6 separate regions of the Homo sapiens genome follow, and all the other regions are linked to region 1. A link is a contact called in ENCODE Hi-C or POLR2A ChIA-PET data. All regions are on one chromosome and are shown on one strand. The core of a region is the stretch at or near the end of the contact, and the rest is flanking DNA. Distances in the headings are between cores, read along the strand shown.

Region 1 (3,133 bases), core at 258-2,757:
GGGGAACGCTTTCCAACAGTCATCTCTTCCTCTTCAGGCCGCCAACGCCGACCGCACCACAGTCTCCTCCGCCCAAGCCCTGTCCCCTCCCCCGCCCCGGCCTGGGTCGGAGCCAAACCCCACAGGAATGCAGCCCGGTCACATGCGCTGCGGCGGTGGACGTGCCTCTCCCCCCGCGCCCCAAAGAGACCCAGCGCCATCTTGCCCTGACGCAGTTACAAAAGTCACGGGAGAAATCCTGTCTCCTCCTCCGCGCCAGCGCCCCAAAGTTTTGCAGAGGCCGAGCCGGGGCCCTCACCTCGCGCAGGGACAGTAGAAAATGGTCAGGGAAGAGCCTTGCGATTCCCTTCGCCACTGCTTGGGTTCCATATCGGCCGCGGCAGCAACGATCACCATCGTCACTTCTCCCTCTCTACCTTTGCAACAGCCTCCCCCTACGGCTTTGGCCCCACCCGCTGCTGCAGGATGAGGTCATCGCCAGCCAACCACGACGCGCCCGACAGGACACATCAGGCGCTGATTGGCTGCCGAGACCGCCTCTGCCTCTCCCCACTCCGCTTCCCCCAGCGCTCTGGGTCGCTGCGGGGCAAGGGGAAGACGGAAACCATTTCGGGGAAAGACCCCCAAAACAAGAGCCGGAATCGCCGTGTCATTTTAGTGGGGAAACCCTTCTTTTATTCTTTGGTCTCCCCCTTTTTTCTTCGAGATCACTGTCTGTCCCTCCCTCGTTTAATCACCGCCATATAAAGGAATTCCCACTCCCCTCCCCGCACATTGTCCCACCGGTGGGGAAATCCTTCCCCGAGGCCAAGAGAAGTATAGGAGGCAGCGACGGCAACTGCACCGACGGCAACGGCAGCTTTTTACCCCGAAGCACGGTGGCAGGGAGGCGGCGTTGACGGTGGCTGCATTTTTCCGGCTGCTTCTCCCCCCGACCTCTTCCGTTTCTTGCTCCTCCATCGAGACAGCACTAGACTCGCCAGCTCCGCTTTTATCCGGTGCCCGGAGCCTGCGCACTGGAGCCTCCTCAGCCCCTAGTGGGCGTCGAGTGACACCCCAACCGGGTTCACCCAGCGCTGGAGGCCAGACTGGGCTGGGGGAGGAGGGGGAGAGGAACGGGGAGACGGGACTGGGGTTGTTTGGGAGGGGGAGAAGGTGTATCGCTTTCGGAGGGTGACGGGAGGGAGTTCGTTCCCAAGCCCTGCTGTCCTTGTTCGTGCACCCAATACTGGCATGCCCAAGCTCACCTATATCCAGACTTGAGGGCCACTGGGGGAAAGGGGGAAAGAACCAGTCCCACCGAATACCGACACTTCCTCAAACCTTCGGTGGATTGTTGAATGCATCTGTTGTCAGAAAGACAGAGATTCCGTCCCCCTCACCGCCTCCAGTTTGCTATCTTCGAGCCTCCGCGGAGAGGCAACGGCGGGCGGCAGCCCACAAGCAAAATGGCGCCGGGCAGCTTCATCCCCTCCCCCTCTGCCCCTGCGGAGCGGGACGGGCGTACCCCGTGCACTTGCCGCCGCCGCCGCCGCCGCCGCGGCCGCCGCCGCCGCCGCCGCCATTTTCCCAGAGCGAGAGGCAGTGACACTGAGCGGGCGCAGGGGGCCGAGTCGGAGACCGTGCCGGAGTTCGGGAGCGGCAACAGAGTGGGCATAGACACTCCGAGCAGCCTCGCCGTCGTCTCTGCGTTCCTGTTGACTGCCTGGCTGCCCCCTCCCCTACTCCTCGGTTCCTGGTGAAGAGGCTGCGCGCTGCTGTTTGGGGAGGGGGTGTGTGGAGCCGGGTCCTGTGTCCGCAGTGGCTGCTGTCGGGGGGTCGCCTGTTCGCGGAGGTGCGGAGAGACTCCTTGGGGGTCGAGCACATAACGGGGTTCGGGTGTCTCGTGTGTGAACATCACAGGTTAGTGCCTGTCGTCTCCATGGGAGTTCCTGGGGCTTGCGGGGTTGGGGTACTTGTGTTTCAAGGGGGAGGGAGGTCTCTCATCTTTATCCTTAAGCTGGGGGAGCCGACGTTGACTCTCAGGTGTCTTTGCCGGCGCAAGACGTTGCTTGCTTAAATCGAATTTATTCTTTCTTCTCCCTGACCCTAGAAATGGAGCATTATGGCGGGTTTTAGGGTTGGGAAAGGGGTAACTGGCAGTTAAACCCCCTTGAGAGTGGGGGAGTTAGGGAGGGGGCGCACTCCTCATTGGCAGCGGGTTAAGGCCGCTTGAGTGAAGACGGAGGCTTGTGACTGTTAGTAGGGTTTGTGTCGAAGTGGTCCCAGGAGCTGCCAGCGCTCCCTTTTCTCAACCGCGTCTTGTTCAGGTGCTGAAAAGCCATATAGGCCCCATTTTCTTCTTCCATTTCTTGACGGGCAGTCTCTGGTATAATGTGCACATGAATACGAAGGGGGTAAGAAGAACGCCCTGGGCATCTCTCTTTGTGGGAGAGCGAGACAGCTAGCTCCTCATCCTCTCCTGGAGAGGGTAAACCCGCCCCTGAAGTGGTCACCCCAGTACCCAGCCTTCTCAGTCTCCTCCCCCACTCCTTTTGCATTACCGCCGTCCTTTACTGTGCCGGAGCCTTAGGATCTACAATATGGCTCATTTCAGAAAAGCTTATTTTGACCAAGGGATTGGCACAAATTCTATGGCAGCAGACACAGATGAGAAACAAACGGTTCACTGTGCTAAACGGGGTGGGGGTGAGAAAAAAACAATCCAGAGTGCTCTCTTCTACTGGCCTTAGTTCCGTATAGATCCGTCCTTGCTGGGCTCTGTCTTAAGAACGATACAATTTAAAGTCAAAGAGGAATCGCTAGAGTTAGCTCTAGAGTAAACCTCGTTTTGCCTATTTTGTTCCCTTTTTAGAGATGTGAATAAGGTAAGGTGTTTGGAGTTCTGGAGACCTTGGAGAGAATTAAGTGAGGTGCATTCAACTCGAGGCTGGAGACATGAATACCTATTTGGAAAATAGTCTGTTTTTTTCCTTCAATTTCTGAGATGGGGAGTAAAAACTGAAATTTCCCTCTTTTGTCCTTTACAGATTCTAAAAATGGCGGCCCCAGGCTGATGTTGTGGTAATCTAATCAGCTCGGGTCCTCCACACCCCATGCAGTGCGTTTGTCTGCAGCATATTACAGGCTTATT
Region 2 (3,133 bases), core at 175-2,674, 7.4 Mb after region 1:
TAAAGTTAGTCATGGGAGCCATGGAATGTTTTTGAGCAACTATTAAAGCAGGTGGATTAGTAAAATAGGGAACACACAAATAAATCTGGCAGCATTACTGTGCATGAAACATGGATGAAAAGACTGGGAGATCGCTTAAAATGCCCAGGCATGAACTGAGGTCACATGTGATCACAGAATAGGACAGGAATTTAAGAGTGCTATTTTAAAACTAATTGCTTTGCGGGTGGGGAGGGGGTGGTGCATCAAAGGGAAAAAAGACTATGAATTTGAGTTTTGGAATTTAACATATGGGAGGATAATAAATAGTACAGTGAACAAAGGGAAGACAGGAAGAAGGAAATATAGTATTCGTTTCAGAGATGTTGGGTTGAGGCACAAGTGGAACATTCTGGTGGAAATTTGCTACAGGCAATTGAAAATAGAATAGAGCTCAGCTGAGAGGTGGAGTGGCGGATGACTCACCTACATTGAGGTGAGTCAGGGACTTTGATCTGTCATAAGCATAGTATATGAACCTAATAACAGGCTCTAAATACTAGACAAATGTCCTAACAAGGAAGACAGAGATCTAGGAGTGCCTTGAGAAAAAAGGCAGCACTGCGATTATTGATCTGTATAACTTGTGTTTGTTTTACCAGCTGTGAAATTCTCAGAACTGGCAGGTAGTATTGTCAAGGGACACATTCTTGTATAGAAACCCACAACGCTGAATCGTCATATATTCCTAGTCTAGAATCTGAGATATACACGAACTCCACAACTAAGTAGACGAAAGCATCCCTTTTTTTGGGGGGGGGGGGGGATGGGGGGCACATAACCCTGAACCACGGTCCAATTACAGGTACAGTACTGATGATGGCTTAAGTAGTTCATGGAACTAGTTAAAACTAAAACCATGGAAATGTTACCCAGGAGAGGTAAGGCTGCGTGCCTGGCAGGTGCCGCAGGGAAGTAGGGGAAAGGTTAAGGAGAACACCAGCCTCCGGAGAAAGAGAAGCAAAGGTGATTGCATAGCTGCCAGCTGGAAGCCGACTCTCGTCATAGGGCATACTCGCCCCACTGTGCATCGCCGGTGCCTACCTCACCCAGTTCCAAGGCGGGGGCGCGCCGAGGCAGGGGTGGGGTCACCAGGAGAAAAGCAAGTGGGCAGAAAAGCCCGTTGGGAAGAGACGGCTGGGAGGAGGCCCCGGCCCCAGCCTTACTACGTTTCCCAGAATTCAGTGAGGCCACGAAGACAGGCTCCCTGGGCGCGGACGGAAGACTGGCCGCATGGGATTTGTAGGTAGGATCCGCGCCCCGCCCGACGGAGGCGTCCAGTGGGGAGGTGTGCAGGGATTGGTTGGGAAGCGCTCAAGCCCCGCCCACAGAGTGACGTCAGGTGGCGGTATTGCTACTTAAGGCGTCGTGGCCTCCCCTGCCCCGCCTTAGCTCCCGCGCTAGAGAGAAACATGTATCGTTTTCGATCACAGCTCTTCACGGGGATTTCTGCTGCCGCCACCGCCCACTCTTACCCCCGCCGCTTCTCGACTCTGTTGTTAGCCGAAGACTCGCCTCTCAGCCGCCCGCCGCACAGACGCACGAGTAAAAAGTGCAGCTCCATCGGCTGATCCTCGCTAAGCTCCGACTCTGGGCGGCACCGGGCGTCCCACGATGCCGAAGAACAAGAAGCGGAACACTCCCCACCGCGGTAGCAGTGCTGGCGGCGGCGGGTCAGGAGCAGCCGCAGCGACGGCGGCGACAGCAGGTAAGGGGTATCCCCGCCGCCGGCATCCCAGTTGCCGGCCAGGCTGGCGAGTCTTCCATGCTTCGGCACGGTGGGAGTTGTAGTTCTTTCTCTGATGTACACATTTGCATTTCCAGGGTGCGTGGTTTGGCTACTGAACTACAATTCCCAGCGTGCCCTGGGCGCTGCTCCTCGCGCGATTTAGATCTGGCGTGCGAACCGGACTCTTGGGCACCGGCCGTGGGGGCAGGGAGGAACGGGTCCTTGGGCCTGAGAGTGTGTCGGGACAGGGGCTGACCGGGAGCTGGGCGGGAAAGGAACCATTGTCAGAGTTCCTTTCTCGGCGGCGATCTCGCCCGATCTCTCCCCGACCACGGGTGGGGAAGAACGGGGAGTTGAGCCCGTGCCGTCACTGGCCGCCTTTGACACCCTGGCTCCAACATGGAGCTCCTGGGATGCCAGACGTCCGGCGGGTTTGGACGGGCTCTTGCGTCACGCGGCCTGGGCCTTGCGCGGTGGGCCCGGGGTGACGCAGAGGCGCTGGGGAAGCTTTCCGTCTCGCAGGTCCACCTGGCCAGGCGAAGGCGTCGGAGGCGGGGGGACCACTTTCTCCCCCCTAGGCTGTGCTCCTTCCCCTAACTGGCACCTGCAGAAGCCCTGAACCTCTAGCACCTCTGCGACCACCCGAGGCGACCTCCTGCTCACGGGGGGAAGAAACGCGTTCTCCTTTGTGCTGCATTCTATATGTTCTCTGCAGTGAGCCCCAGAGAGGCAGGGTGGTGAGGAGCTTAGGTTGCAGTTGGCTAAAAGTTGAGGTTATTGTGCCCTCGCTACGAAGTTGAAACTTTTCCTGGGTGGGATGAGTAGGTGCTTAACTGAACTTATGGTTTTCTACTTATTATATGGTTAAGAAAAAGGATTCCAATTGGAATTGGAAGGCCCTTCTAGGAGAGACCCCAATAAACTCAAATCGAGTATTAAATAACCTGGGTAATATTTTATTTAGAAATTTAAACAGGAGTTAAATATTGGAGTATTCTCCGACGTTATCACACTGGAACTATTAGCCATCAGGTATTTTTGGACACAGTTGCCCCTCTGCCACGGCTGCCACTCAGAATGATATGCCTTTGTTCACAAGAAAAGTAAATATGGGGTTATGTTGTTAAAGGTTATTGGAAACTGGCATTTAAAAAAGCTCAAAAACTCGTGATCATGTATTAAACATTTAATAATTGACCATAGGGAGGGATTCTTAAAACAGCAATTTTTTACATTTTTTAGGTGCCTCTTTATTTTGAATGCTCTCCATGTTGATGAAATTCATTCTTTATCAAGATGTAAAATATGTAATTTATTGTGGCCTCTGGTTGCTCTATGTGAATTGAGGATACTTTTTTTTTTTTT
Region 3 (3,133 bases), core at 163-2,662, 5.9 Mb before region 1:
AGGAGGGGAGAAGCAAGGGGGCAAGTGGAAGGGGAGGTAGCAAAATAGCTTGGAAGTGGTGGGAAAGACCAGGAGGATGAGGGGAGGGAGCAGGTGGGAGGGAAAACAGGAAAGCAAGAGAGATGATGGGAAAGTGGTGAGAAGTGAGGGATGGGACCAGGGGAACAGAGGCAAGGCCAGGAGGGAAAAGCGAGGGGGCAGGTGGGCGGAGAGGATGGGAAGCGAGGAGAAGGAGGGAGGGGGTAAAAACGGCGGAGGAGAAAAAAAGGAGAGAAGCAAGGGGGCGGGACCAGGAAGAAGTGAGGGCCGATGCTAGGAAAGAAGTGAGGAGGCGGGACCAGGAAGAAGTGAGGGCCCAGGCTAGGAAAGAAGTGAGGAGGCGGGACCAGAGAGAAGCGAGGGAGCTGGACGCAGGGAGAAGCGAGGGGGCGGGGACAGAAAGTTAGGAGGCGGGAGCAGAGAGGAGCGAGGGGGTGGGGCCAGAGAGATGGGCGGGGTCAGGTTTGGGGAGGAAAGGTGGGGAAGAGAAAGGACCACAGGGATGGAGGTGAAAGGCAAGGGGGCGGGGCCTGGGGGGAGAAGCGAGGGGTCAGGTGCTAGGGAGAGGAAGGGAAGCGAGAGGCAAGGGGCCGAGCCGGGGAGAGGTGAGGGGAAAGGGCCTGGAAGGAGATGCAAGGGGCGGGGCCAGGAAAAGAGAAGCGAGGGGCGGGGCCAGGGAAGGAGATGCAAGGGGCGTGGCCATGAATGGAAATGAGAGGGGCGGGGCCAGGACGGAGATGCGAGGGGGCAGGTGCGGGGGAACGGGAGGGAACGCGAGACCGAGGGGGCGCGAGCGGCCAGGGGGCGGGGCCGGGCAACGGCGAGGGGGCGGGGCCAGGAGGGAGAAGCGAGGGGCGCACGCCGAAGGGGGTGACGAGGTCCTGGGACAACGGCCGGCGTGGGGGAGGGCCGCTTCCAAGGGCGCCCTGCGGGGAATTCCGGGGCGGGCGAGGGGGCGCCGGGGCGCGGGTGGGCCTCCCGCCGGCCGTACCTGTCAGACGGATCTTGATGCTGGAGCCGTTCCTGCGTGTCCCGGGGTTCGACATCTCCCGCCAACGATCGGGCAGCCGCGGATCCAGCGCCACCGCCCCCCAGCCCGGCCCGGCCCGGCCCCGCCGCCGCCGCCTCAAGGTTACGGCTCCGGGCTGGGCGCCGGGGTCCGAGCCGGGACACAAACTCCGCGGCCCAGGCGTCCGGGCGGCAGGCGGATGGTCGAGCCGGGAGATCGGCGCTTGCTGCGGCGCTCTGACCCTCGCTGCTTCCAGCCGAGCCCAGTCCCGAGCCGCCGCCGCCTCCGCCGCCGCCTCCGCCGCCTCCACCACCTCAGAGCCGGACGCCCGCCGCCCTCGCCGCTTCCGCCGCTGCCGCCGCCTCTCCGAGCCGCGCGCGCGCCCGCCGCCGTGCCGGCCCGGCCCTGCGCGCCCCCGCGCCTGCGTGCGTGCGCGCCCCCGCCACGTACGCTGGGGCGGGGCGGGGTGCGCTGCTACGTCGCCCGCACGCCTGCCTCGGGCGCGCGGGGCCCGGATCCCGCGGGTTGGGGTCTTCACCCTTCCTGTGGTCGGTGGGTGGGAGGGTCTGGCCCCGAGCCCGGGAAGGGAGAGCAGAGCTGGCCCCGGGACCCAGCGCGCGGTCGCCCTCTGTCTTGACCCCTGTCTCTGCGAGGCTCTGGGCTCCTGAGTGACTGAAGAGTGGTTTGCATGAAACCGTGGGCTGTGTCCACACCAAGCTCCTTGCACACAGGCGTGCAATACCAGTTTTTTTCAGTTAAGAGCTTTCGATCGTGCAAGTTCAAGGGAGGGACTTCTCAAAGAGACAAAGCCCTTAGGTGTGTTCTGTGCAACGGGTGTGCTCCACTGACCCATAACAAAGTTGCCAGAATCGCAGAAGTGCCATATACGGACAAGGAAAACGAGATGAGAGGGAGGGATAAAGTTGAGAGGCGGATGTTTGTTATTATCCATTCTGCATACAATTTTACCAAACAAGAAAGTGGCATTGTGGTTTGTGTTCCCATGTCTTCTGCTAAATTTCCCCTTCTCCCGGGGTTGCAGGTTAGAACCAAAAGCTCATGGCTGGGTACGGTGGCTGTAGCCTGTAATCCCAGCACTTTGGGAGGCCGAGGCGGGCGGATCACTTGAGCCCAGGACTTTGAGGCCAGCCTGGGCAACATAGGGAGACTCCATCTCTACAAAAAATACAAAAATTAGCTGGGCATGGTGGTGCGCGCCTGTAGTCCCAGGTACTGGGAGGCTGAGGTGGGAGGATCACTTGAGCCCCAGAGTTCATGGCTGCAGTGAGCTATGATCAGGCCACTGCACTACAGCCTGGGTGACAGAGCTAGACACTGTCTCAAAACACACACACACACACACACACACACACACAGAAAAAGCTCATTATGCGCTTTCTCCAGCAAACAAACTCCTCTCTGTTAGCATGTTATAGAAATAAACTGGTATTATTAGAAAGAGGGAAAACTAGGTTTATCAAACTTGTTTTTTACCCACTACCTTGTTGTTGTTGTTGTTGTTTTTTGAGACAGGGTCTCACTCTGTCACCCAGGCTGGAGTGCAGTGGCACGGTCTTGGCTCACTGCAACCTCCACCTCCCAGGTTCAAGTGATTCTCGTGTCTCAGCCTCCTGTATAGCTGGGATTACAGGCGTTAGCCACCACACCCAGCTAATTTTTGTATTTTTGGTAGAGATGGGGTTTCGCTGTTTTGGCCAGGCTGGTCTCAAACTTCTGAGCTCAGGTGATCTGCCCGCTTCAGCCTCCCAAAGTGCTGGGATTTCAGGCCTAAGCCACCGCTCCCAGACCCCACTACCCATTTTCATGTACAAGTTCTTTTTTATTTTTATTTGATTCTTCATCAATCAACTTGAACAAATTCTTTTAATACTGTGTGTGTGTGTGTGTGTGTGTGTGTCCCAAGGAAAGTAGGCTCTGGGCCATTGCTACCATCCCCTGCAGCCTTGTGCCTGTCCTAAGGTCACAGTCTTCGGAACAGAGCCTTCTACCTAGAGCGCCTAGACATACCTGCCTGCCTGCCCGCCTGCCTGCCTGCCTGCCTGCCTCGGATGACCCTAGTGAAAG
Region 4 (3,133 bases), core at 200-2,699, 5.6 Mb before region 1:
AGGTGAGGACAGGGTGGGAATAGTGTTCCAGGCAGAAGGAACAGCGAGTGTCAAAGCCTCTAAGCCTGACAGGGTGGGAGTCTGGCCTCGGATCTCCAGAGATCCAGGAAGACCCTGCACAAATACTAGAGAGAGGGGTCTGAAGGAGAGAAGAGGAGGGAAGGTTTTTGTTGTTGTTTGAGAGGAAGTCTCGCTCTGTTGCCAGGCTGGCGTGCAGGGGCCCCATCTTGGCTCACTGCAGCCTCTGCCCCCGGGGTTCAAGCAATTCTCGTGCCTCAGCCTCCCGAGTAGCTGGGATTACAGCAGCGCTCCATCACGCCATGGGGCTCCTTGCAGCTAATTTTTTTTTTTTTTGAAACAGAGTCTCACTCTGTCGCCCAGGCTGGAGTGTAATGGCGCGATCTCGGCTCACTGCAACCTCTGCCTCCTAGATTCAAGCGATTCTTCTACCTCAGCCTCCCGAGTAGCTGGGATTACAGGCATGCGCCACCACGCCTGGCTAATTTTTGTATTGTTTAGTAGAGACGAGGTTTCACCGTGATAGCCAGGATGGTCTCGATCTGAGCTCGTGATCCTCCCGCCTCGGCCTCCCAAAGTGCTGAGATTACAGGCGTGAGCCACCGCGACCGGCCGAGGTAAGGTTTTCACTGGGGTCTCTTCCATCTGCCTGGCCGCCAGGCCACGTATCCACTGAAGAGGCAGAGGGTCAGGATGGGAAGACTCCGGGGACCACCTAGCCCAAGACCCGCAATCAGGCGGCTCTGCAAGGCTAACCGGGTAACTTAAAGAAGTGAAGCCGATTGACGTAAAACAGAAAGGAAAGAAGTTAACTGGCCGGCCAGCGTCAGCAGGGGCGGCCAGTGTCACCCTGCCCGGGGACAGCACCCCTGTTTCGTGGCGAGGACACGGAGGGCCAAGGGGGCGGGGCCGGGCTGCCCTGGCCACGCCCGGACCGCCTGCTCCCCGCCCAGGGCCTGCACAGTTGGCGCCCACCGGCATCAGCGTGAAGGGAGCTCCTCGCTGGCTGCCGACGGGGCTGCAGGGCTCGCTAGCCGCTCACCTGCGTGTGAGCGCGGAGCCCGCAGTACCCGCCGTCCGGGCTCAGAGGACGTGACTCCCCGACCCTGCGCCCGGCAGTCCCCGGGGGCCGTGCGCCCGGCCCAGGCTCGGAGGTCCAGCCCAGCGGCGGCTCAGGCTGCGCGCCTGGCTCCCAGCCTCAGTTTCCCCATTGGTAAAGCATTGACGGTGGTTGCGGACGGCTTCTGCGGACAGAGCCTTGGGCTCCGACGTCTGCGCGGGTACCGGCAGCACCCCCACCCCGAAGGGAGGGCGGGACCTGGATCTCGCGACCGCTGCCCCAGGTCCCCGCCCCCGGGCCCTACCGGGCTGAGGTCGGCAGGCCCCGCCCCCCGCCCACGAGGAAGTGGCTGCTGCTCCGGCGCGGAGCCCAGAGCCGGTTCGGCGCGTCGACTGCCCAGAGTCCGCGGCCGGGGCGCGGGAGGTGAGGGCCGTGGGGGCGCCCGGAGGTGGGGGTCAGGGGAGCCACCTGGAGGTGGGGGGGCGCGTAGATGTGGGGCGCCGCCTGGGAGTGAGCGGGACTGGAGGGATGAGAGGGGGTGCAAGGAGGGGACCGGGGGGCGCCTGGAAGTGAGGACGCATAGATGTGGGGCGCCGCCCAATAGGGGCACGGGGATGAGTGGGGGCACATGGAGAGGAGGGGGCGCGGGGACGAGGGGCTCACGGAAAGGAGAGGGAGCCCTGGGATTGGAGGGGGCGCGGGGGTGGCCGCAGGGCCAGACTGTGGAAACGCGGGCTCCCAGCGCACCGGGCGCCCTCGGGGCGTCCCCAGCCCCCGGCCCCAAGCTTCCGCCTCGTGCCTTCCGCCCCTGCTCCCCGGCCCCCATCCCCAGCCTTGCCCCGCGGTCGGTCGGTGTAGCCCCGTTACTTCGGGCCGGCGGGGCCCCACACCCAGTCACTTCCCCTCCATCCCCGGAGCCTTCCGGGTTGCAGCCGCCGGGAAATGAGCTGGCGTCTCCTGCCGCCCCGCCCCTGCCCTCCTGGCCGCTCCCGCTGCTCCCACCCGCCTCCCCCGGGCCAGGTCCGAGGGGTCCCGTACGGGGCGGGCCTGGCTGGCGGGGTCCCGGAACGCACCCCCTCAGCTGCAGGGCTCCGCGGCCAGGGCAGATCCGAGCAGCCCCTCCCTTTCCGGAGGCGCTGGGAGAGCAGCCAGGCCGCCTAGGGCGGGGCGGGGCCGGGCTGCACCCGCGGGCAGTGAAGGGATCAGGAGTGCAAGCCTGGGGAGTCAGACCTCCCCCTGCCTCCTCTGCCAATGCAGCCCGGAGGCTACCACCACCCATCCCGGCCGGGCGCGGTGGCTCACACATAGAATCCTAGCATTTTGAGAGGCCCAGGCGGGAGGATCGCTTGAGGCCAGGAGTTGGAGGCCAGCATGGACAGCATTGCGAGACCCTTTCTCTATTAAAATAAATAAATAAAATGTAGCCAGGCGCTGTGGCTCATGCCTGTAATCCCAACACTTTGGGAGTCGAGGTGGACGGATCACTTGAGGTCAGGAGTTCGAGACTAGCCTGACCGACATGGTGAAACCCTGTCTCTACTAAAAATACAAAAATTACCCAGGCATGGTGGCACGCACCTGTAATCCCAGCTACTCAGGAGGCTGAGGCAGGAGAATTGCTTGAACCCGGGAGGCAGAGGTTGCAGTGAGCCGAGATCACGCCATTGCACTCCAGCCTGGGCAACAGAGCAAGACTCCGTCTCAAAAAAAAAAAAAAAAGCCACGTAACATGCCTGTAATCCCAGCTACTTAGGAGGATGAGGCAAGAGAATTGCTTGAACCTGCCTTGGCAGTGAGCCAAGACTGTACCACTGCACTGCAGCCTTGGCAACAGAGCCAGACTCCGTCTCTAAATAAATAAATAAAATCTTAGGGACCTAGGTAGGAGTGCCAGCTTCTCCCTTCACTGGCCAGTGACTGGTAAGCCACCCAACTCCTGCCAGCCTCAACTTTCCTTATCTGGAAAATGGGAACCTTAAAGACTGGGAGGCTGAAATGCAATACTGCAAGACACCTGGCAGCGTGTCAGGCGCTGACAGTATAAACGTGCGTTTG
Region 5 (3,133 bases), core at 428-2,927, 5.5 Mb before region 1:
TGTCTCTACTAAAAATACAAAAAATTAGCTGGGCGGGGTGGCGGGCGCCTGTAGTCCCAGCTACTCAGGAGGCTGAGGCAGGAGAATGGCGTGAACCCGGGAGGCAGAGCTTGCAGTGAGCTGAGATCGCGCCACTGCACTCCAGCCTGGGCGACAGAGCGAGACTCCATCTCAAAAAAACAAACCAGAGGTCAGGCGCAGTGGCTCACGCTGGTAATCTCAACACTTTGGGAGGTCGAAGCAGGTGACTCACTTGAGGTCAAGAGTTTGAGACCAGCCTGGTCAACGTGGCGAAACCCATCTCTACTAAAAATACAAAAAAAAATTAGCCGGGCGTAGGTACTGGTGTGTGCCTGTAATCCCAGATACTTGGGAGGCTGAGGCAGCAGAATCATTTGAACCTGGGAGGCAGAGGTTGCAGAGACGAGATCAGCTACTGCACTCTAGCCTGGGCGACAGCGTGAGACTCCATGTCAAAAAAAAAGAATACAGAAACGCAGTGGCTCACACCTGTAGTCCCAGCACTTTGGGAGGCCGAGGTACATGGATCACCTGAGGTCAGGGGTTCAAGACTAGCCTGGCCAACGTGGTGAAAGCCCGTCTCTACTAAAAATACAAAAATTAGCTGGGCATGGTGGCCTGCGCCTGTAATCCCAGCTACTCGGAGGCTGAGGCTGGAGAATCGCTTGAACCCAGGAGGCAAAGGTTACAGTGAGCCGAGATCACACCATTGCACTCCACCCTGGGCGACAAGAGCGAAACGCCATCTCAAAAAAAAAATGATAAAAAAAAACCAGAAACTGAGCTAAGACACACATGTGTTAATCAAAACTCTGCCACTATCAGGCTGTGTGACCTCAGAGAGGCCACACCACATCCCGAACAGTTATTTCCCTCATCTGTAAAATGGAATCGACTTTCCCAACAAGGACTCTCTGACAAGGCTACTATGGAGCATCTAGGGCTAACTATTCAAAAACAAACAAACAAAAATCATCAGTGTGCACAGCGGGATGAATGTAGCGATTTACACATGGGTGTCTCGGAAAAGCCTGCTAGTCATAAGGCCGTCCTAGAGAATAAAGTTCATTTACCACGAATCCTCAGGTTTGAATACCAGCTCAGCCCTCGCACGAGTTGTGACCTTGAACAGGTCACCTCGCCTCTCTGATTCAACATATATGCATCGAACCTTACATGGTATCAGGTACAGTCCTAGTCCTGAGCTCCTCCTGGAGCTTCATCTGAGCTTAAGCCTTGGGAAAAAAGGGCAAAAGCTGCGCCTAACATTCAAGTGCAAAGCAACTGGGTCGCAGCGGGAGAGGGAAGCGGCTATTTCTTAGCGGAAAGAGGAACAGTGGCCCAAGGCGGCGCATTCCCAGGCCCAGAAGCGCGTGCCCCAGATGCCTTCACCCTCCACGCCTAACCCGGTTGGCGCAGGCCCTGGGCAGCAGGAAGGCGCGCCTGGGCAGGCGGAGCGGGGTCTGGCGCGCCTCAAGTGAGGTCGTGGCGAAGTGCCTGAGCAAAGGGCAGGCAGCTCCGCAGCTTCCTTCTCTCCCAGTGTGGCTCTGGACCCTGGACCCTGGCTCCTGCTTCCACCACGGAGTCCAAACAGCCTTACCTGGGGCCGGACACTCACCAACTGACGCCATTTTGGAGTCCTGGTGTCCGCTGTGCCGGACCGCGCGAGGGCTGCTGGGTAGGGAATGCACGCCCCATCCAGGGGCGTAGAGCAGAGGCTCACGGGAAGCAGGTCACAACTGCGAACACCCTGGAACTACTAGAAGGCCATGAAGCGAAGGGCGAGGTGCCTGGACAGCAAAAATCCGAGGGTCCTGCAGTTAGAGAGAGGGGCGCCTCAGCCTGGGCTCTCTACCTTAAAAGGTGGGAAGAGGCCGCGCTGGGACTACAAGCGTGCACCAGCACAGCAAGCTAATTTTTGTATTTTTAGTAGAGACAGGGTTTCACCATGTTGGCCAGGCTGGCCTTGAACTCCTTTCCTCACGTGATCCCCCCGCCTCGGCCTCCCAAAGTTCTGGGGTTACCGGCGTGAGCCACCGCGCCCAGTCTATTTTTATTTTTATTTTTTACTTTTCAGACGAGCATTTACTTTTCAGACAGTGGCTTGATCACGGCTGACTGCAGCCTTGAACTCCCGGAGTCAAGCGATCCACCCATCTCAGCCTCCCAAGTAGCTAGGACTACAGGCTCACATCACCACTTCCAGCTTTTTTTTTTTTTTTTTTTTTTTTTTTTTTTTTTTGGTGGAAACAGTGTGGTGAGGAGTGGGGGTAGAGGCTCTCTATTTTGCTCAGGCTGGTCTTGAACTCCTGGCCTCAAGCGTTCTTCCTCCACCTCCGAAGTAGCTGGGACTACAGGTGCACGCCACCACGCCCAGCTAATTATATTTTGTAGAGAAGGCGTCTCCCTATGTTGCCTAGACTGCTCTTAAACTCTTGGCCTCGAGCGTTCCTCCTACCTCGGCCTCCCAAAATACTGGAACTGCCGGCATGAACCACACTGCCCGGGCTACTTCAATTTTGATTATTTTAATTAATTTATTTATTTATTTAGAGACAGAGTCTCGCTCTGTCACCCAGGCTAGAGTGCAGTGGCGCGATCTCGGCTCACTGCCAGCTCCACCTCCGGGGTTCACTCCATTCTCCTGCCTCAGCCTCCCGAGTAGCTGGGACTACAGGCGCCCACCACCACGCCTGGCTAATTTTTTGTATTTTTTTGTATTTTTAGTAGAGACGGGGTTTCAACATGTTAGCCAGGATGGTCTCAATCTCCTGACCTCGTGATCCACCCGCTTCGGCCTCCCAAAGTTCTAGGATTACAGGCGTGAGCCACCGCGCCGGGCCTCCGATTTTTAAAACAACCTCGAGAGCAGGTCTTGTAGTCATAACTTGCCAAATAAATGCCACCCTCGTTCAGTTCATTCTGCTACATTTCTTGTTTCAGAGGTGGCATTGTGGGGCTCCTCCATGTCTGCTTCCCTTCTCCCCAGGCAGTGAAAATCGCATATACAATTATAGGTGTGTGAAAGCACGGCCAGCATCGCCAGTGGGAATTAAAAATGGTTAAAAAAACAAAACAAAACAAACAGGCCAGGTGCGGTGGTTCACGCCTG
Region 6 (3,133 bases), core at 348-2,847, 5.5 Mb before region 1:
AAAAAGACAAAAACGAAAAAAGGTAACAATTTTTTGAGTTGTTTCCACCTCTGTCATCTGGCAAACTGTTAAAAGAAAATTTTGCTCAAAAGCAAAATAGCAGCTGCTGTTTCTTAACACTTTGTTATGTTTTGATGAGTACTGGTGGGAAGTGGCCTCTTTAAGTGGGTACCTTTTGTGGTCCTCTCACTGGAGCCAATTGCCTGAGTCAGCTAAAACTTGGACGCGATGTGCCTCACTGCCATAGCTCACTCACCTTTGCTGCTGAAATGGTTTCCCATCACATTGCTAATAGGTACAACCTGTGAAGGGTTCTAGGTGGGGAAATGGCAACTCAGGAAGAACTCCAAACCTTTAGCTCTCCTAGGATATTAAAATGGCCGTTATGAAGAGGAAGAAGTACTGTGTCATCTATTGTCCTGGGGACCTGTCAACAGGAACAATAGATAGACATCACCAGGGGTGTATTTCTGTTCAACACAAGGAAAAGTTTCTAATTGGAGCTGTCCAGCATGAAATGGACTAAGCAGTGCATTTTCTTTCTCCGATCCTGACTCCACTGTGACGGGCACTGCAGACTAGAGAGATTGTGTCCTAGTATGAATTTAGGTTGGATAAATGATACTTAGGGATAAAGAGAGGAAAGGAATATCAGAATCTCCAAGAAGCTGATACATTTTGAAAAAATATATAAAATGCCACACTTCAGGTTTTCTTGTGTTTAATTTGAAACGTCCAGTAACATTAAAGAACAGCATTTGATTTGCTTAAACAAAGTAGTAACAGCTGAAGTTCCTTCCAAATCACTTTTCTGATTCTCTAAGAGGCTTGCCTATGCCTTGCAGATCTAGCTTCACCTACAAGACATATTCTGTAAGGATCCAGGTTCAGCAAGGTGTCAGAATGTCCTAAGGGTTTCTGTCCCGGCGCTCTGCCTGTCCCGCTTGTGCACAATGCTTTTGCCTATCCCTGTTTCTGCATAGATTTTAGTCTTCCCACCAGGGACGCAACTGTCAGTTTCCTCCGTCTCTCTCGGTTCTATTCCAATCTGCTCATCTCCCCTCCCGTCCCCGCTTTCCCCAAGGACCTACTGAGATTTCGATCCCACAACTTAGTGGGTCCCATCTCACCCAGGCCCCGCAATCCTCGCCTTCTACTTGTCAGCGTTGTACTACACTCTGAGCAGGCACCCCTGTGCTACTCACGGAAGCGGGACCATTAGGTCGGCCATTCCTCCTCACCCCACGACACGCACCCACTGGGTCGGGCCGCCTCCTTGCAGGGAGTCTCAAGGATGGGCTGGCGTCAGGGAGGGGCCCAGGGGGCGCTTTCCCAACACTGGTCGCAGTCATTGTTGGTATAACGGCTAGAGACGCCCAGTGAGTTAGCATGGAGGGCAGTGGGACCGGAAAAAGACGTGGAAAAGCTGCGAAAACGAGCCTTCGAATCATGGACGCGCGGGCCCAGCTCCTCCTCCGAGTTCCTCATCCGGGGCCGTCACTCACATCCGGGGCCCTCACTCACATCCGGGACCCTCATCCGGGGCTCTCACCCACATCCGGGACCCTCATGCCTGGGCGGAGGAGGGGGGGCCCTCATTCGGGACCCTGCACTCCGTCGCCGGAAGTGCCACCGAGAAGCGCCGGCCTCGGGGCTGTCTACAGCGGCCCGGGAGAGGCTGTGGTGGCCCCGAGCGCGAGTGTGTAGGTGACAGGACAGCGGCCAGGCCCGCCCCTCCCCTCGGTGAGTACCCGGAAGCCGTTTTGGGGTCGCAGCGGGGTGGCAGCTTGTTTTGCCTTCACGGGAGTAGAAGGAGGCGGCGTCCGGCCGCGGCCGACGGTAGTTCGCTTCCCCGAGAGTGCGCGGAGGCCCGGGTGCGAGGAGGGCCTGTTTCTCTTCAGCCCTGGTTCATTCACCTCGCGGACCGAGGGCCCCGCCGTCAGGAGCCGGCGACCGTGCCCTGGTGCGAGCTGGTCTGTATGTCCTCACTGGTCCTTTTGGGACTTTGCCTTGGCCTAAAAGGGAAGTGGGAGGAGGGCAGCGCCGGGCAAGGCCTTCTGAGGACCGAGCTGGGAGCCGGGCAGGGGCCCAGGGCGAGGGTGGTGGGAGGGGGACGGCACCCTCATGCGTCCTTGGGCCTGAAGGACGCCGCTCAAACCTGTTCGAACCGCAGCTCTTACCTGCGTTGCTCTCAGGATTCCGGGAAAAGGCCGGTCTAGCTGGTCTGAGTTAGCGAAGGGCCTGACCCCAAAAGTGGAGTTTTATTCGCCAAGCCCGTGTAGTAAATCGGAGTGGGCTGACGGTGTTACCAAGACATTTCCTAGGGGGCCTGCTGTTTTATTTATTTAAATGAGTTTATTTACGTAAACGCGGGCCTGTCACGGTGGTTCACGCCGTAATCCCCGCACTTTGGGAGGCCGAAGTGGGAGGATCGCTTGAGGCCAGGCGTTCGAGTCCAGCCTGGGCAACATAGCGAGACTCCCATCTCTGCTAAAACAAAATTAAAATAAAATGAGCAATCATAACTAGCATTTTTCTCTGGGCACCAACTTGAGCCTCCAAAGACGATTGTAAATTTTAAATATTTTGTTTTGTTTATTTGAGGTGGGCTGTCACGCTGTCATACAGGCTGGAATGCAGTGGCGCAGTCATAGCTCACTGCAGCCTCTACCTCCCAAGCTCAAGCGATTCTCCTGCCTTGGCCTTTGGAGTAGCTGGAACTACAGGCCTGGGCCACCTAATTTTTTTTTTTTTTTTTTTTTTTGTAGGGACGGGGTTTCACCATGTTGTCCAGGACGGTCTGGAACTCCTGAGCTTAAGGGATCCACCCGTCTGTGCCTCCCAAACTGTTGGGATTACAGGCTTGAGCCACCGCACGTGGCCAATTTTAAATATTTTAAAGTTTCCACAGAAAGCTTTACACTATTAAATTGTACCGTGTTAATTTTTTTAATGCCACAAATTCCAAATTAGAGACTCTTCTATGATTTGGTTCTTAAGTATTTAAAGCTGAAGCATATCCATATTTCTTTTTCTTTTTTTTCTTTTTTTTTTTTTTGGGACGGAGTCTCACTGTGTTGCCCAGGTTGGAGTGCAGTGGTGCAATCTTGGCTCACTGCCACGTATGCCTTCT

Evidence for each region. A loop is a pair of places that touch in the nucleus more often than their neighbours do. ChIA-PET counts read pairs that join two places held with the same protein, here RNA polymerase II (POLR2A). Pooled maps may share reads with other maps.
Region 2: a map of CD8-positive, alpha-beta T cell shows a loop between it and region 1 (23-fold over the local background). The contact joins the promoter of IFRD1 here to the promoter of KMT2E-AS1 in region 1. A Hi-C loop is called at or near these places in 2 of 168 maps with a recorded cell type or tissue (CD8-positive, alpha-beta T cell and gastrocnemius medialis), 1 of 37 single-sample maps with no recorded cell type and 12 of 50 pooled maps.
Region 3: a map of naive thymus-derived CD4-positive, alpha-beta T cell shows a loop between it and region 1 (16-fold over the local background). The contact joins the promoter of SMURF1 here to the promoter of KMT2E-AS1 in region 1. A Hi-C loop is called at or near these places in 1 of 168 maps with a recorded cell type or tissue (naive thymus-derived CD4-positive, alpha-beta T cell) and 7 of 50 pooled maps. POLR2A ChIA-PET finds 5 or more read pairs at or near these places in 1 of 52 experiments (K562).
Region 4: a map of CD8-positive, alpha-beta T cell shows a loop between it and region 1 (8-fold over the local background). The contact joins the promoter of ARPC1B here to the promoter of KMT2E-AS1 in region 1. A Hi-C loop is called at or near these places in 1 of 168 maps with a recorded cell type or tissue (CD8-positive, alpha-beta T cell), 1 of 37 single-sample maps with no recorded cell type and 8 of 50 pooled maps. POLR2A ChIA-PET finds 5 or more read pairs at or near these places in 2 of 52 experiments (activated CD4-positive, alpha-beta T cell and naive thymus-derived CD4-positive, alpha-beta T cell).
Region 5: a loop to region 1 is called in a map of naive thymus-derived CD4-positive, alpha-beta T cell, with 20 times the contacts of the local background. The contact joins the promoter of ATP5MF-PTCD1 here to the promoter of KMT2E-AS1 in region 1. A Hi-C loop is called at or near these places in 1 of 168 maps with a recorded cell type or tissue (naive thymus-derived CD4-positive, alpha-beta T cell) and 2 of 50 pooled maps. POLR2A ChIA-PET finds 5 or more read pairs at or near these places in 1 of 52 experiments (HEK293T).
Region 6: a pooled map shows a loop between it and region 1 (9-fold over the local background). The contact joins the promoter of ZNF655 here to the promoter of KMT2E-AS1 in region 1. A Hi-C loop is called at or near these places in 1 of 37 single-sample maps with no recorded cell type and 3 of 50 pooled maps. POLR2A ChIA-PET finds 5 or more read pairs at or near these places in 1 of 52 experiments (activated B cell).

What each region holds. Positions count from the first base shown.
Region 1 is chr7:105,012,634-105,015,766 of GRCh38, forward strand. KMT2E-AS1 (KMT2E antisense RNA 1) reads right to left here and starts at 1,508. Exons shown (of 1, transcript NR_024586.1): 1 at 1-1,508. It overlaps KMT2E (lysine methyltransferase 2E (inactive)), which reads left to right and starts at 1,572. Exons shown (of 27, transcript NM_182931.3): 1 at 1,572-1,902. RefSeq lists enhancers at 122-491, 581-1,120, 912-961, 1,282-1,401, 1,662-1,891 and silencers at 1,112-1,161, 1,512-1,601.
Region 2 is chr7:112,449,036-112,452,168 of GRCh38, forward strand. It overlaps IFRD1 (interferon related developmental regulator 1), which reads left to right and starts at 1,425. Exons shown (of 12, transcript NM_001550.4): 1 at 1,425-1,747. The coding sequence starts at 1,654. It overlaps LOC128031837, which reads left to right and starts at 1,452. Exons shown (of 1, transcript NM_001414739.1): 1 at 1,452-1,610. The coding sequence starts at 1,452. The coding sequence ends at 1,610. RefSeq lists enhancers at 515-1,332, 1,333-2,150, 1,450-1,739, 1,980-2,029, 2,150-2,269.
Region 3 is chr7:99,142,696-99,145,828 of GRCh38, forward strand. SMURF1 (SMAD specific E3 ubiquitin protein ligase 1) reads right to left here and starts at 1,413. Exons shown (of 18, transcript NM_181349.3): 1 at 1,031-1,413. The coding sequence starts at 1,085. It also overlaps a transcript of KPNA7 not described here. RefSeq lists silencers at 595-644, 705-1,034, 1,175-1,674.
Region 4 is chr7:99,373,281-99,376,413 of GRCh38, forward strand. ARPC1B (actin related protein 2/3 complex subunit 1B) reads left to right here and starts at 1,450. Exons shown (of 10, transcript NM_005720.4): 1 at 1,450-1,501. RefSeq lists an enhancer at 30-530 and silencers at 831-1,710, 1,721-2,360.
Region 5 is chr7:99,464,490-99,467,622 of GRCh38, forward strand. It overlaps ATP5MF-PTCD1 (ATP5MF-PTCD1 readthrough), which reads right to left and starts at 1,678. Exons shown (of 9, transcript NM_001198879.2): 1 at 1,640-1,678. The coding sequence starts at 1,652. ATP5MF (ATP synthase membrane subunit f) reads right to left here and starts at 1,678. Exons shown (of 4, transcript NM_004889.5): 1 at 1,622-1,678. The coding sequence starts at 1,652. RefSeq lists enhancers at 847-1,464, 1,465-2,080, 1,747-1,866.
Region 6 is chr7:99,557,045-99,560,177 of GRCh38, forward strand. ZNF655 (zinc finger protein 655) reads left to right here and starts at 1,598. Exons shown (of 3, transcript NM_138494.3): 1 at 1,598-1,743. It also overlaps a transcript of FAM200A not described here. RefSeq lists enhancers at 1,243-1,372, 1,403-1,672.